3 separate regions of the Homo sapiens genome follow, and all the other regions are linked to region 1. Evidence: chromatin contacts called from ENCODE Hi-C or POLR2A ChIA-PET data. All regions are on one chromosome and are shown on one strand. Each heading gives the region's core, a stretch centred on a gene start or an enhancer-like site at or near the end of the contact. The rest is flanking DNA. Distances are from core to core; before and after follow the strand shown. Region 1 holds the start of CIC (capicua transcriptional repressor). Region 2 holds the start of LYPD3 (LY6/PLAUR domain containing 3). Region 3 holds the start of SERTAD3-AS1 (SERTAD3 antisense RNA 1).

Region 1 (4,673 bases), core at 632-3,131:
GAGAAACACTTGAACCCAGGAGGCGGAGGTTGCAGTGAGCCGAGGTTGCGACATTGCACTCCAGTCTGGGCGACAGAGCAAGACTCTGTTTCGGGGAAAAAAATAATAATAATAATAACAACAGTGTAGGTTATAAGATTCCTTCCGAGTGTGAACTCCTCGTGGACAGTGAATTTCCCCCAATCTCAACACAAATAATTTGTGAACAGTGGGACTTTCTCATAGATGTGAATATCCTTCATATTCCATGAACCCCATTGGACAACTAATATTTCTTCTATGCTATGAACTAGCTCTATGCCCTAGCACATTCTTTCACACGTAGTTTGAGTGTTTCATGGACAGTATGACTTGCAATAGACTGGATGCAGTTTCCTCACAAGTGGTGTGAATTCCAGTGTGGAATCTGAACCTGTCACAGGCAAAAGAAAGCCTCCCTGCGGCCAGCGTACCCATATTGCTTCCCATTAGCCTCGGACCAGGGCGAATACAAAGTGGAGGGCATAGATGCATTGCAGACAGGTTCACCATCTGGTTGTAAACCCGTATCTGGGCAGCAGGCATCTACTACAAACAGGGCATCTCCCTGTCCTCCTCCACTCCAGTGTGATACCCTCCTACCCCTGGGATCTTTAAAAATCTGCCTCTGTCAGGGGCGTACACCCACAAAGTGTAGCTCTCCACGTAATGCAGTGCGAAGCCCCAAGAAGCGCTGCATTTCGTCATCTCGGCCCCCTGCCCCAATGCCTAGTGGGCTGTCAAACTGCGCTGTCCTAAATGTCAAACTCTTGGAGGAGGTGACCTGTCCCCCGGGCCCCAGGCCGCGCGCGTTGCCTATACTGCAGCGCGCGACACCCCACAAGCGCGCGTTCTCTCCCCTCCCGGTGGCAACAGGGCTTTCCGCGGGGCCGCGCCAGACTTTTCGAGACCGTCAATTGGTCGTAGTCCCGGCCACCCGGCAGCCAATCAACAAGGGGAAAGGTGACATCACTGGTTCTCCTCCCCTCCCCCAATCCAAACTTCCCTACTCCGTCTACCGGCAGCAACAACCACGTGGGGGAGGGGTAAGAGAGTAGAACCGGTGAGGTCATTGCACCGCCCCGGCCGCTGCTGATTGGCTGCGGGGCTCGCGGGTGGCGGTTGGCTGCTCCTTGCACCTCCCCCTCGTGCCGCTACCGCTGCCACTGAGAGGAGCCACCGGCGACGCCAGAGCCAGGAATACGGGTGAGTCGGGGCCCTGGGTCTAAGATACTCCTGGCGTCCAGTGAGACTCACGACGAACTGCCCTTTTCGACTTTTTCTCCTCGCCGGGTTTCTTTGGTGCTCCAAGCACTCTGTCACATGGGAGTTGTAGTCTGCCTTGTACTGTCGGCTATGGGCCGAAGACGTGAGAAGACTACGGTTCCCAGCAGGAACTGCGACTAGCCGGTCAACAAACGTTCGGGCCACGCCTTCTACCTCCGTTCATTGGACAACCCGTCCCTTAGCCCCTCCTCCTTTCATTTCATTGGCTACTGTCCCTCACAGAGGCTGGGTTCCGGCCTAGGCTGCATGGCGACTGGGTACTGTATTTGTCATTTGGAACTAAGACGGCCTGCAATTGGACACGACTGGTGTCCTTCACTTGTTGTAGGGTAGGGCCCTAGGCAGATCAGGCAGTCGTAGGCTCAGGTTGGTGTCGGTCCCGGAGGGAGGCCGGTCTTGGACTTTGGCCCCGCCCCCTAGCGCTGCCCGATGGGCCCAATTGGTCGCCGCGAGCGTCGCTCGTCGTCGAGAGGCGGAGCCGACCAGTCTGCGGATATCTATTGGTCTAGGCTGGCGCCGGTCAGTGGGGTTGTGATCGCTGATTGGCTGGCTGCTCCAGCTGTTGCAGGTCCATTCACCATTTTGTGTGTTGGAGTAAAAAAAAAAGGGAGAATCGAGAGGGAGAGCCGGAGGGGGGGCGGGGAGGGACCGGACCGGACCGAGCCGGGGCCACGGCCCCCCGCCCCGAAACCCCGCCGAGCCCAAGGTGAGGGGCGGGGCCAGGGCTGACACAGGAAAGGGGGGTCCGGGGGGCTGGGGGCCGAGAGGGGACAGGTGGCAGGGACGGGGAGGGGGTACAGGGGGAAAGGGGTGGGCGGAATGGTGGGAAGGGAGGAGGGAGTGGAGGAAGTGGTGGGGGTTTGACAGAAAAAGGGTAACTGGGGGAGGGGGTGGTGGGCAAAGAAGGGTAACAGGAATGGAGGGGTGACAGGACTAGATCAGGGTGACAGGGAGAGGGAGGGGACAGAGTTGGAGAGTGTGACAAGGAGAGGTGATGGGGAGAGAAGGTGACAGGTCCGGAGATGGCTGACAGGACAGTGACTGGGAGGAATAGGTGACAGAGATAAATGGGGGTGACAAGGAGGGGGTGACAGGAGGGGGCCTAGGGCATTTTAACCGAGAGGTAGAGATAGAGGTAGTGACAGGATGAGAGAGAGAGTGTCAGAGAAGCTGGTGCCAGGAGGGCTAATGGGAACAGAGGGTATGAGACCCCAAAGAGCCAGGGCCTGGGCTGGCCTGGGCTCCGGGAGTTACTACTCAGATCTGAGGAAGGTGAGGGCCCCCGGGGCTTGGGTGGGAGTTATTCAGACAGGGTGGACAGGAAGAGAGTAGGCCCTAGGGGAAAGAAAGCAGCTCTGGGGCGAAGAGAGGCTGGGCCAGGCAGCAAGGTCTAGGGGTCCAGGCGGCATAGTTGTAGGCCCTGGGTGGGGTATGCAAAGGTTTGTGCTTGGAAAAAACTGGAGCCAGATCTCAGTCCCCAACATGGTAGTCTAGTGGGTCAGCGGGTATTAGGTGGTGATGGCTGCCCAACTTCTGGGCATTTGGGTGCCAGCCCCGGGACGCCCTCCAGGCTCTGCCTGTGAGGACCCCAGGATTGGCCCAAGAAAGGGCAGGCCTGGGACTCCAGGGTCCACAGGAGGAGCAGGCCCCTAGTGAGAGAGCATGAGGTCAAGGGTCCCCCAGTAGCTGGAAGACTGAGTCGGGGTTGCCTCTCATTGTGTTTGGCTTATGGTTCTGGGTCCCCCAACCCTCCTAGAGGCCTCTGTTTTGGCCTCTCAGGTTCTCTTAGTCACTTCAGAGTAAAGTTTTTTCCCCTTTTCTTTTCTCAGGGCAGCTCGAAAGGGGGCGGGCAGTAATGACTGTTCAGGAAGTGGGTGAGGTTGGCCTGTTGGGCTTGTCCTGCTTTCTTTGACCTTATCCCACCTATCCCCACTTGGAGTTGGAGGGCATATTTGGGGGCCTGCGGGGGGCTAGCCGACTCAGCCACCCTGCCAGAGCCAGCCCAGCCAGGGCGGGGATGCATGCAGGCAAGAAGAGGGGGGCTGGGCTTGCGGGTATCACGCTGGGTGCTGTGGGGGGAGGAGCAGGCTCCCATCCAGTGGGACAGAGAAACCCTGGGGTGTAGCTCTGTGTCCCACTGTGTGATGACGTGTGCGTGCTTCTGTGCGTGTGTGTGTGTTTGTGCGCGTGCGTGTGCTCATGCACGGCCCCGTGGCAGTGCTGGGTATGAGCTCTTGCCCCAGACATGCCCCTGCCTGCTCCCTGCCAGGATCTGGGGAGATGGCTGTACCTGGCAGCCCTAGGGTGCAGAGCAGAGTGGGCAGCCGTCCCTCGGGACTCTCAGCTGCCCACTTCTTCCCACAGTGCCTGGCCATGCCAGGCTGCCCAGAGGGGCAGAGGGAGGGTGGGGGGGTGGAGAAAGGCTCATATCACAGCCCAGTCACCACCCTTTTTGTGACTTGGTACTTGTGCATGTGTGTGTGTGTCTGAGTGCATGTACTCTCTGCATGGTGACAGTGCGAGTAAATGTGCCCTCTGGATCATGTGACAGGCAGCACACTGAAATGGTCAGGAGCACGGACTCTGGAGCCAGAGAGCCTGGGTTCAGACCCTAGCACTGCTGTTTCCCACCTGGATGATCTTGGACAAGTTGTCTCATCTTTTTGTGGCTCAGTTTCCTCAGGTGTGAAATGAGGCCGATAGTAGCACCTGCTTTTAGGGCTGTTGTGAGGATGAAACAGGTTAATAAAGGCAAGCTTAGCATGGAGTTCAGGACACAGGGAGTGCTCCATAGGTGTGAACTGTTAGTGCTTTTGATGTCCCCTTGGGGCATTCAGAGCATGTGCTCTGTGTCCTTTGCAGAGCCAGCAGGTGTCTGTTCCCCAAGGAGCCAGAGTGTGTATACTCAGGGGACTCAGGTGCTCACCTGTGCCTGGTGCTGACTGAGGTATCACATGAGTTGACAGCAGCCAGAGAGGAGGCCTTGGGGATGGTGGGATGGAGACAGTAGACTCAGCAAGTGGGAAATCTTAGGGTACACTGGCTCTGGAGAGGTTCCTGAGTTGCTCCGCGTAATCCTCCGCTCTCCCACCCTGCAGGTGGACAAAAATGAAGCCAATGAAGAAGGCATGCACTGGCCTTTCAGGTCCTGGCAGTGGCAGCAAGTCCCCCCCAGCCACCAGGGCCAAGGCTCTGAGGCGGCGAGGGGCTGGGGAGGGTGACAAGCCAGAGGAGGAGGATGACGAGGCACAGCAGCCGCAACCACAGTCCGGGCCCGAAGAGGCTGAGGAAGGGGAGGAGGAGGAGGCTGAGCGGGGCCCTGGGGCTGAAGGTCCTCCACTGGAGCTGCACCCTGGCGACCCGGCTCC
Region 2 (4,174 bases), core at 1,220-3,719, 1.2 Mb after region 1:
GACGTTGCCGTCGAAGCAGCCCTTGTAGACATGATCGCTGGCGTTGTAGCAGCTCACGACCGGCGGCGATGTACCCTGGCACGCCTCCCGGCTCAGGCCCACACAGCTGTAGCACTCCACGCCGTTGGGCGGGTATGCACTCTCATTACCTGCGAGGGGAGCCGAGAGGAAGAAAAGGTGTCGAAAGGGTTCGGGAACCGCAGCTCGTCCTCTAGCCCCGCCCCTAAGGCCTGGCCCCGGCACTATCGATGACCCCGCCTACTAGTAGCCCCGCCCCAGCGCGCAACCTCGCGGCGCCTACAGCCAGAAAGTCCCTCCTGCTGCCTCTTGGCCCCGCCCCAGAGTGTGACCCCACCCCCAGCCCAGGTCGAGTACTCCCGCCTCTGCCACGGCTCCACCTCTATCTTGGCAGGCCCGAATGTGGCTCCGCCCCCGCAGCTACGGCCCGGCCCCCACGGACCTGCCGGGTCGAGCGCCCGCGAGGTGAGGTTGAGCTTGGCGTTGCAGCGATCCTGAGCGCATTGCTGCAGCTGGATGAACGCCAGAAGCCCGTGAAGATCCAGGCCGCGGTCATTCTTGCCGGGGAGTCCCGAACCGCAACCCCGCACTGCCAGCGAGAATTGTCCGTGGACTAGGGAGAGGGACAAGGGCGGGATTAGCTGTGGGCGTGGTCTCAGATGGGGCGTGGCCCAGAGTTGGGTAGGGTCTGGGAGGGGCGGGGCCTCAAATAGGCCAACACCACAGGACCGACAGGCAGGAATTGGCGGATGGACGCCCCCAAAGAGCCGCTCAGAGCGGAAAGAACGACCGAAGCAGGGAGGAGCGGGGTCACGGAACGGGGGCGGAACCTCAAAGAGCTGAGTCGGAGGAGACAGCCTGGTTGACAGGCAGGGATGGGGAGGTCTCATTGGTGGAGCAGAAAAAGTGCATAGGACGTGACCTCGTTCCAAACCCGAGCTCTCCCCGTCCGCCCCACCCAGTTCTCAACTCTCTGCTCCTCGCGCTTGTAATTGTTAATAGAGAAGGCCTGGCCTGCAAGGCTGTGTCGTAGGGTCCCGGCCAGGCTGAAAGGGAGGGGTGGGGCCGCGTTAAAGGGGCGTGGCCAGATCCAGAAAGGACTATAAGGAGGCGGGGCTGGGCCGGAGGAGCCTGCAGTGGTGTGCGTGGCCCGGGGGTCCCCACTCACTGGTCTCCACCGCCCCCACGGCCTCGGTGCAGACGTCCACGCCCGGCGCGCACTTCACTGTCTTCATCTTGTTCGGGGAGCATCCGTCATCTGCTTTCTGCACGCAGCTGTAGCACTCCAGGGCCTGCGCTCCTGGGGGAGCGGAGCCGAATAGACCTGAGCCCTCCTTGCTAAAGCGTCCACCCCCAAGGAGAAATAGTCCTTCCCATGCCCTCTGTCCCGGGATTAGACAGTCTTATTGCACACACTTTTCCAGGGCAGGAGTAGGGAAAAGCTTTCCACAAATCTGGAAGCACGGGAATCACTGGACCCTTTTCCTTCACACCCACTATGCCAACTGTGGGCACATCCTTCCGACAGCCCTGTATGCCCACTGTAGGCGATCCCCGCCATGAAGCCCCTCATCCCGGGGTAGGAAGGATACCTCCTCACGGTTTTCTGCTCAGAATGAGAGAACTTTTCCCACAGTGTGTGGGAGAACTTTTCCCACAGTAGACTGTGCTCAGTGAGGGATCCCTTCCCACAGCCCCCTTCTGCTCAAATGAGAGAACACTACCCACAGCTTCTCTGCCCAGGACAGGGAACACTTTTTTCTTTTTTTCTTTTTTTCTTTTTTTTTTTTTTGAGACGGAGTCTCGCTCTGTCGCCAGGCTGGAGTGCAGTGGCGCAATCTCGGCTCACTGCAACCTCCCCTCCTGGATTCAAACGATTCTCCTGCCTCAGCCTCCCGAGTAGCTGGGACTACAGGCTCGCGCTACCGCGCCCAGCTAATTTTTGTATTTTTAGTAGAGACAGGGTTTCACCATGTTGGCCAGGCTGGTCTCGATCGTTTGACCTCATGATCCGCCTGCCTCGGCCTCCCAAAGTGCTGAGATTACAGGCATGAACCACCGCGCCCGGCCTAGGAACAGGGGACTTCTTTCTGCAGCTTCAGGATAGGAAAATTTTGCCCACAGCTCCCCTTGTCCGTGGTGGGGAACCCTTCCTACGGCCCATGGTGGAGGACCCTTCCCTCTGCCTCCCTTGCTTAGGATGGGGGAACTTTGCCCACAGTGCCCTCTGCTTATGTGGGGATCCTTCCCACAGCCTTCTCTGTACGGGGCCAGAGGAGCCTCCTCCCTAAGAGCCCCCACTCTACCCCCTCCACCTCTCCGGGCAGCAGACCCACCTCCGCGAAGCAGCAGCAGCAGCAGCCAGCCTGCAGTCCAGATCATGGCCTGGGCACCTGCTTTCCTGGCGGGGTCCATGGCTCCGTCCTGCTCCCTTGGCGTCCCCCCTGGATGTGCCGCCTCCGAGCTCGGGCCCTCTTACCTGAGCCCAGGATGAGTAACCTCGCCCCAGGCAACCCCAGCCTTGCCCAACCGGGCCAACTCAGCGTCGGCTGTGGGGCGGGGCCCCGCCCCTAGGCGCGTCATCCAAGGGAGAGCGGTCCCTGCCCTGTGAAGTTGCCAAGGAGGGAAAGGGTGGGAGCTGAGGTTCCCTGACAGCTCGCGGGAGAAAGTCTGTGTGTGTTTGGAGTGGGAGAGTAGTGGGGCTTAAAGACAGGCTGGGGCTACTCGACATTCAGTGTTCGGTAACTGTTAAATGAGCATCTACAGTGTGCCCGGCTTTGGTCTAGGTAATGCTGGAGATGAAGACAGAACCAGTGCCTGTCCTGGCAGAGCTCACAGTCTGATGGGGGAGACAGATGCTAATCAAATAATCGTACAAATTGGTGTTTACCAAAGAGACTAAGACACTGAAGGAAAAAGTGTAGTGATACAAGGAGATGTGCAGTCTAGAAGTGGGGGCTGGTCGGTGAGGGCTTCCTTGAGGTTATCTGAGATGCAACCTCAAGGGCATGCAGGATGTAGCCAGCTAGAGCAGGTCAAGAGAGGGACACAGCCCTTTACAAGCAGAGGGAACAGCACGTGGGAGCACCTGGAGGTAGGAGGTAGGATGGACCATTCAAACATGGAAAGGAGAGCAGTGCTCCTGAGCTCAGAAGTCCATGAGAGAAGGGCAGGAACTGAGATGAAAGAGTCAGGCAGAGGCCGAGACACTCAGGGCATCAGAGGCCCCGACAAGAGATTTGGATTAATTTTGAGAATAGTAGAGAACCTTTAAGAGGGTCTAAATGAGCTGGAGGACATAATAGATTTGCTTCCTAATATGATCAACCTGAGAAATAGTGCAGCTAGCCATCAAGAAGTAAATGGAGGCCGGGCGCGGTGGCTCATGCCTGTAATCCCAGCAATTTGGGAGGCCGAGCTGGGTGGATCACTTGAGATCAGGAGTTTGAGACCAGCCTGGGCAACATGGCGAAACCTCATCTCTATTAAAAAAAAATAATAAATTTAAAAAAATTAGCCAGGTGCAGTGGCGTGCACCTGCTGTCCCAGCTACTCGGAAGGGTAGGGCAGGAGAATCACTTGAGCCCAGGAGGTGGAGGTTGCAGTGAGCTGAGATCACGCCACTGCACTCCAGCCTGGGCAACAGAGTGAGACCCTGTCTCAAAAAAAAAAATTTAAAAATTTAAAAATTAAAAAAAAGTAAATGGATCTGAGAGTAGGATATATGATTTTAAAAAAGGAAAAAGAAAAAGAAGTGAATGGCAAAAGAGAGTGGTTGGTTCGGCCAATGGAATACTACACAGCAATAGAAAAGATCCAACACCTGATATATGCAGCAACATATCTCAAAAACTTTGTGTTGGGGCCAGGCACAGTGGCTCACACCTGTAATCCCAGCACTTTGAGACACCAAGGTGGGAGGATCACTTGAACCCAGGGGTTTTGAGACCAGGCTGTGCAACATAGTGAGATCCCATCTCATTTTATTTTAAAAAAAGAAAAAACTTGGTGTTGAGTTTAGAAAGCCTTAAACAAACAAACAAAACATACTGTGTAACTGAATATATATGAAGTTTCAGAACAGACAAAACTAACCAGTGGTGATAGAAATCAGAACACATGTTACCTTTGGGAGGGCATGGCCCCAGAAGGAGCA
Region 3 (4,254 bases), core at 962-3,461, 1.8 Mb before region 1:
ATTTAAATCTCACTTACTTGCCTGTTGTGGCCTCAAACAGTGAATTTACATCCATGAGAATCAATTTCCTCATCTGCCAAGTACGGATCCTAACTCAAGTTCCTCTAAGCCTTAAAACTGTTCTTCCACAATATTAATTTCTTCAAACATGGAGCACGAAAGACAAGTGTGGAGCACAGAGACCTGGATTGGAAGTAGGGAACCCCAAATCTGAATTCTGTATTGGAAACTGCTCAGCTGCGTGATCATGGGAAGTGATCTGAATGAGTCAATTCTCAGGGCCTCAGTTTCCTCATCTGTAAAATAGGGACTGTAAAAAAATACTTCTCACCACCTCTGTCAAGGAGATGCCACGTATCTATAGGGCCCACCACACCGGAAGTGCTTAATGAACAAGAGTTGTGTTTGTTTTTTGTTAGAGACAGGGTCTCGCTCTGTCGCCCAGGGCTGAGTGCAGCAGCGCTATCACAGCTCACTGCAGTCTCGAAGTCCTGGGCTCAAGCGATCCTCCCGCCTCAGCTTCCTGAGTAGCTGGGATTACCACCACACCCGGCCTCGATCAAGAGTTAATTGCCAGTTATTCGCTCAACAGATTTACTGAGTGCCTACTATATTCGAAATCTCCTGGAGCCCTGTTGGGGAACCTATGTTGAGATTCTTCTTCAACAGTCGGGATATTTCTATGTCCTCTTCCTTAACCGACTGGGAGCGCTCCCAAGAGTAGGAAAGGGGCCTGTCTCATTCCCTCTGCCCACGCTTTCAGATTCCCCCAAAGCGCGCCCCATAGGAAAACTTGCTAGAACTCAGCTCAGACCAAGCCCCGCCCCCTCGGAGGTCCCACTCAATCAGACCGCGACACTGTAAGGCCCCGCCCCCCCATGGGTCCTTACAGAGCATCCAGGAACGCCCCAATTTGGCCCAGGGGCTTCTGGGAAACGGGGGCCAACAGCCGCCAGGTACACGAATTGACGTCGAGCACGCACTACAATCCCCAGAGGGCTCCGCCCGTCCAGGGGACGAGCCACCCCCCTCACCCCGCTCTCCCTCAGGGCATGCGCACAGGGGCACAGGCGGGTGGGGGAAGGGAACCTGGACGTCCAGCTGCCGGCGCCTGCCGAGCCCCGCCCTCCATTGCCTCCGGGGCCGCGAGTCTGAGCTCCAGGCCCGGAACACCCCTCCCCCACCCCAGACTCCGGCTCTAAATTTGCTTTCTCCCGGTCCCTCTGTTCCTTGAAAGTCCGCGATTCTCCTTCCAAACTGCCCTTGGATCCAGAGACCCAGATCCGAACACATCGCTCAAAGACGACAATGCTCCGATCTAGTTCGGGAGACTACGTATCCTAATTCTGATACTTCCTCCCACTTCTCCTAGTCTCCTGACTTTCAAACGCCCCTGGACTTCACCTCCAAACTCGCTGTCCGGCTCCAAGACCCGAACATTGAACTCTTCCCGGCAACCTCCTTCCCCCGCCAGTGCGTCTTGGAGTCCCAAGAATCCTTGACCCTAGTTCTCTCGCTTCTCCAAATACTCAGAATCTCAGCTCCGTACCTCTCACACCTTTTCCAGAACACGATAAAGCCCCGAATTCAACCCGTCCGGAAGACCCAAGTGGAATCGAATCTCCAGGTTCCCTGTCTCAAAAGTTCCTCCCCTCTGTTCTCTCGCTTCTCCAAAAGCCCAACGTCCCAGCTTCAAACTCCCTCCACTTGAAAATACTGCCCCAACAACCTCGCCTCCCCTCCTGGGTCTTGAACTCAGTCTCAGGTCCCCAGACCCTCCCTATCATCACCCTGAATCTGAGGCCCCCTCCCCCGGTCCCACCCAGACCCCGCCTCCGCAAGTCCCCGGGGCGCGCTTCTCTCTCCCCCAGCCTAAGGTAAATTCCCAAGCCAGGCGACCACTCCTCACCGCAGCTGCCAGGTTCGCCACGACCACCTCCTGGAACGCCCACAGCGTTGCGACCCGCCAGTGCCAGGACCCACCAGTGACCGGTTGGAGCCTCGCTCACCTCGGCGGGGCCTCTCCGTCTGGCCTCTGGCCCACCAGCCCCGCCCCGGAGCCGAGCCGCGAGCCGCGATTGGCTGGAGTCCCGCCCGCCGCGGGGCGTCGATTGGCTGGGCGGAGCCATCCGCCCGTGCCCCGAGACGCCGGATCCGCCCACCCCTCCCTAGCGCCCCGGGCCATTTAAAGAAGTGCAACTGGCAGGGGGCGGGGCAGCGACTCCGGGGTGGAGGGCGGCCGGTCCAACAGAACCGCTTCCTTCCACTCAGCTACAGTCCTCGCTCCAAGATCGTCACCATTGCTCCCTGCGGTTCCTTTATGGTAGGCCTGGACTCCACCGTGGAGCCAGAGGGGCTGGCATGCCCCTCCCCAAGTCGCTGTGCAGGCGGGCGGGGCCGAGCAACCGGAGGAGGCCGCGCCCCCGGGGTTCCGAGGGAGGACGCTGGGGCGCGGGGGATGACGTAGCGGAAGACCAGCCAATAGAGTGGCGCGGCCCGCGTTGCCTAGGCGATCGTAGCCTCGCCCCCTTGCTGCCCCTCCCGCCCCCTATACGTTACCGCGCGGCCCCTTCTTAATCCTCAGGTTTTCTCAGCACGTCCTCTGGTGGTCCCACCTGGGTCTTCTGACACCCTCTTTCCTTCCCCGCTCCATCAAGATGACTCCTCTGCTACTGTTCATGGCTTCCTACCCACCCCGAATACAAACTTCAAACTCCTTCCTTTTGCCACAAAGCCCCTCACGACCTTGCTTGATGCGTTCTCCTGGTTCTCTCCGATCCTGCCCCATTGAGTCACTTCCAGTTTTTCTAAAATGGCTTCAAGCTCCCATTCACCCCATCAGGAAAACGAAAGGATTTTCTCTGTTTGTTTTCTTCCCTGCTTTACCCCAGTGTCTACAACAATGCCAGGTACATAATAAGTTCGCAAACATGACAATAAAAGGCCTCTGGATCTTTATTATTAATATTATTTTTTGCCGGGCGCAGTGGCGCACGCCTGTAATCCCAGCACTTTGGGAGGCGGAGGCGGGCAGATCACTTGAGGTCAGGAGTTTGAGACCAGCCTGGCCAACAATGGTGAAACCCCGTCTCTACTAAAAATACAAAAATTAGCTGGGCGTGGTGGCGCACGCTTGTAATCTCAGCCACTTGGGAGGCTGAGGCAGGAGAATCGCTTGAACCTGGGAGGTTGAGGTTGCAGTGAAGGCGAGATCGTGCCACTGCACTCCAGCCTGGGTGACAGAGAGATGGGGGAGGGGGGAGGGGGGTTTTCTTGTGTTGCCCAGGTTGGTTTTGAACTCCTGGCCTCAAGCAATCTTCTCGCCTCTGGATATTTAAACTTGTTTCCTCATCCTCAAAATATACCCTCAATTCCCAGGCTGCTTCTCAGAACACATTTCAAAGGTTTCCTCCTCTCCGAAGCCCTCCCTGGCAGTCCAGGTTGGGTTAGGATCCATTCTAGGATTCCATGGCCTCCTGTGCCGCCATCCCAGTCCTGGACTGTCAGTTACTATATGGACTGAGGAACGCCCCGCCGAGGGCAGGTACCAAGGATATCTCTGTCAACCACCTCTTGGTCTGCAGGATCACCTAGCACAGGGCTGGACACGTAGCAGGTCCCAGTGAAAGTTTGCTAAATGCTCAGGAATGTGACAGAAAAATAAGGCAGAAAGAAGACACTGCTAGTGTCCTGAAAGCCCACACCCGTAATGCTCCGCCCCTACAACGAGTTTCCCTAAGGGGAGGAGGCAGTTTTCTCCAGGCCACCTCTGGGAAGGGAGGTTTAAGCCTCCTCAGACCAGTTCTTGCCGGTTGGAGTTTGTCAACCAAGTCATCCTGATGTTTGCAGGATAAATGGGAGGGGAATAGGTAGGTGGGTGGTGTGGGTTGGAGGTAGGGAGAGAGAAGTGTCTTAGCTCACCCAGGCCTAGGGAAGGTGTCCCTGGGAAAAAAAGAAAGGGACAGTAGGTTCCAAAAAAGGACATAATTAGGAAGGAGCAATTCTTCCCCTTCCTCCTCCAAAACCTGCGCCTCCTATAGGGTCCACAACTCAGGAAAGCCCTACTGCATTTGGGTTTTTGTTTTTGAGACGGGGTCCCACTCCGTCGTGGATGCTGGAGTGCAGTGGCGCACCTTGGCTCACTGCAGCCTCAGCCTCCCTCCTGAAGCACTAGTGTAACTCTGTCCCCGGGTTACAGCCGTATGCTTCTTTCTGATGCCTCCCCTCCACCCCTCACCAACTGTCCACGCAGGC

Evidence for each region. A loop is a pair of places that touch in the nucleus more often than their neighbours do. ChIA-PET counts read pairs that join two places held with the same protein, here RNA polymerase II (POLR2A). Pooled maps may share reads with other maps.
Region 2: a map with no recorded cell type shows a loop between it and region 1 (10-fold over the local background). The contact joins the promoter of LYPD3 here to the promoter of CIC in region 1. A Hi-C loop is called at or near these places in 1 of 37 single-sample maps with no recorded cell type and 4 of 50 pooled maps. POLR2A ChIA-PET finds 5 or more read pairs at or near these places in 1 of 52 experiments (activated CD4-positive, alpha-beta T cell).
Region 3: a map of naive thymus-derived CD4-positive, alpha-beta T cell shows a loop between it and region 1 (18-fold over the local background). The contact joins the promoter of SERTAD3-AS1 here to the promoter of CIC in region 1. A Hi-C loop is called at or near these places in 1 of 168 maps with a recorded cell type or tissue (naive thymus-derived CD4-positive, alpha-beta T cell), 1 of 37 single-sample maps with no recorded cell type and 11 of 50 pooled maps.

What each region holds. Positions count from the first base shown.
Region 1 is chr19:42,267,371-42,272,043 of GRCh38, forward strand. It overlaps CIC (capicua transcriptional repressor), which reads left to right and starts at 1,882. Exons shown (of 21, transcript NM_001386298.1): 1 at 1,882-2,011; 2 at 4,404-4,673. The coding sequence starts at 4,414. RefSeq lists enhancers at 872-1,381, 3,541-3,590.
Region 2 is chr19:43,463,139-43,467,312 of GRCh38, forward strand. It overlaps LYPD3 (LY6/PLAUR domain containing 3), which reads right to left and starts at 2,470. Exons shown (of 5, transcript NM_014400.3): 1 at 2,355-2,470; 2 at 1,187-1,318; 3 at 461-631; 4 at 1-149. The coding sequence starts at 2,433. RefSeq lists enhancers at 1-58, 89-138, 691-1,222 and a silencer at 289-448.
Region 3 is chr19:40,442,306-40,446,559 of GRCh38, forward strand. It overlaps SERTAD3-AS1 (SERTAD3 antisense RNA 1), which reads left to right and starts at 2,212. Exons shown (of 2, transcript NR_187496.1): 1 at 2,212-2,323; 2 at 2,585-2,958. SERTAD3 (SERTA domain containing 3) reads right to left here and starts at 2,030. Exons shown (of 2, transcript NM_203344.3): 1 at 1,910-2,030. RefSeq lists silencers at 877-1,256, 1,722-1,781, 1,962-2,281, 2,342-2,561.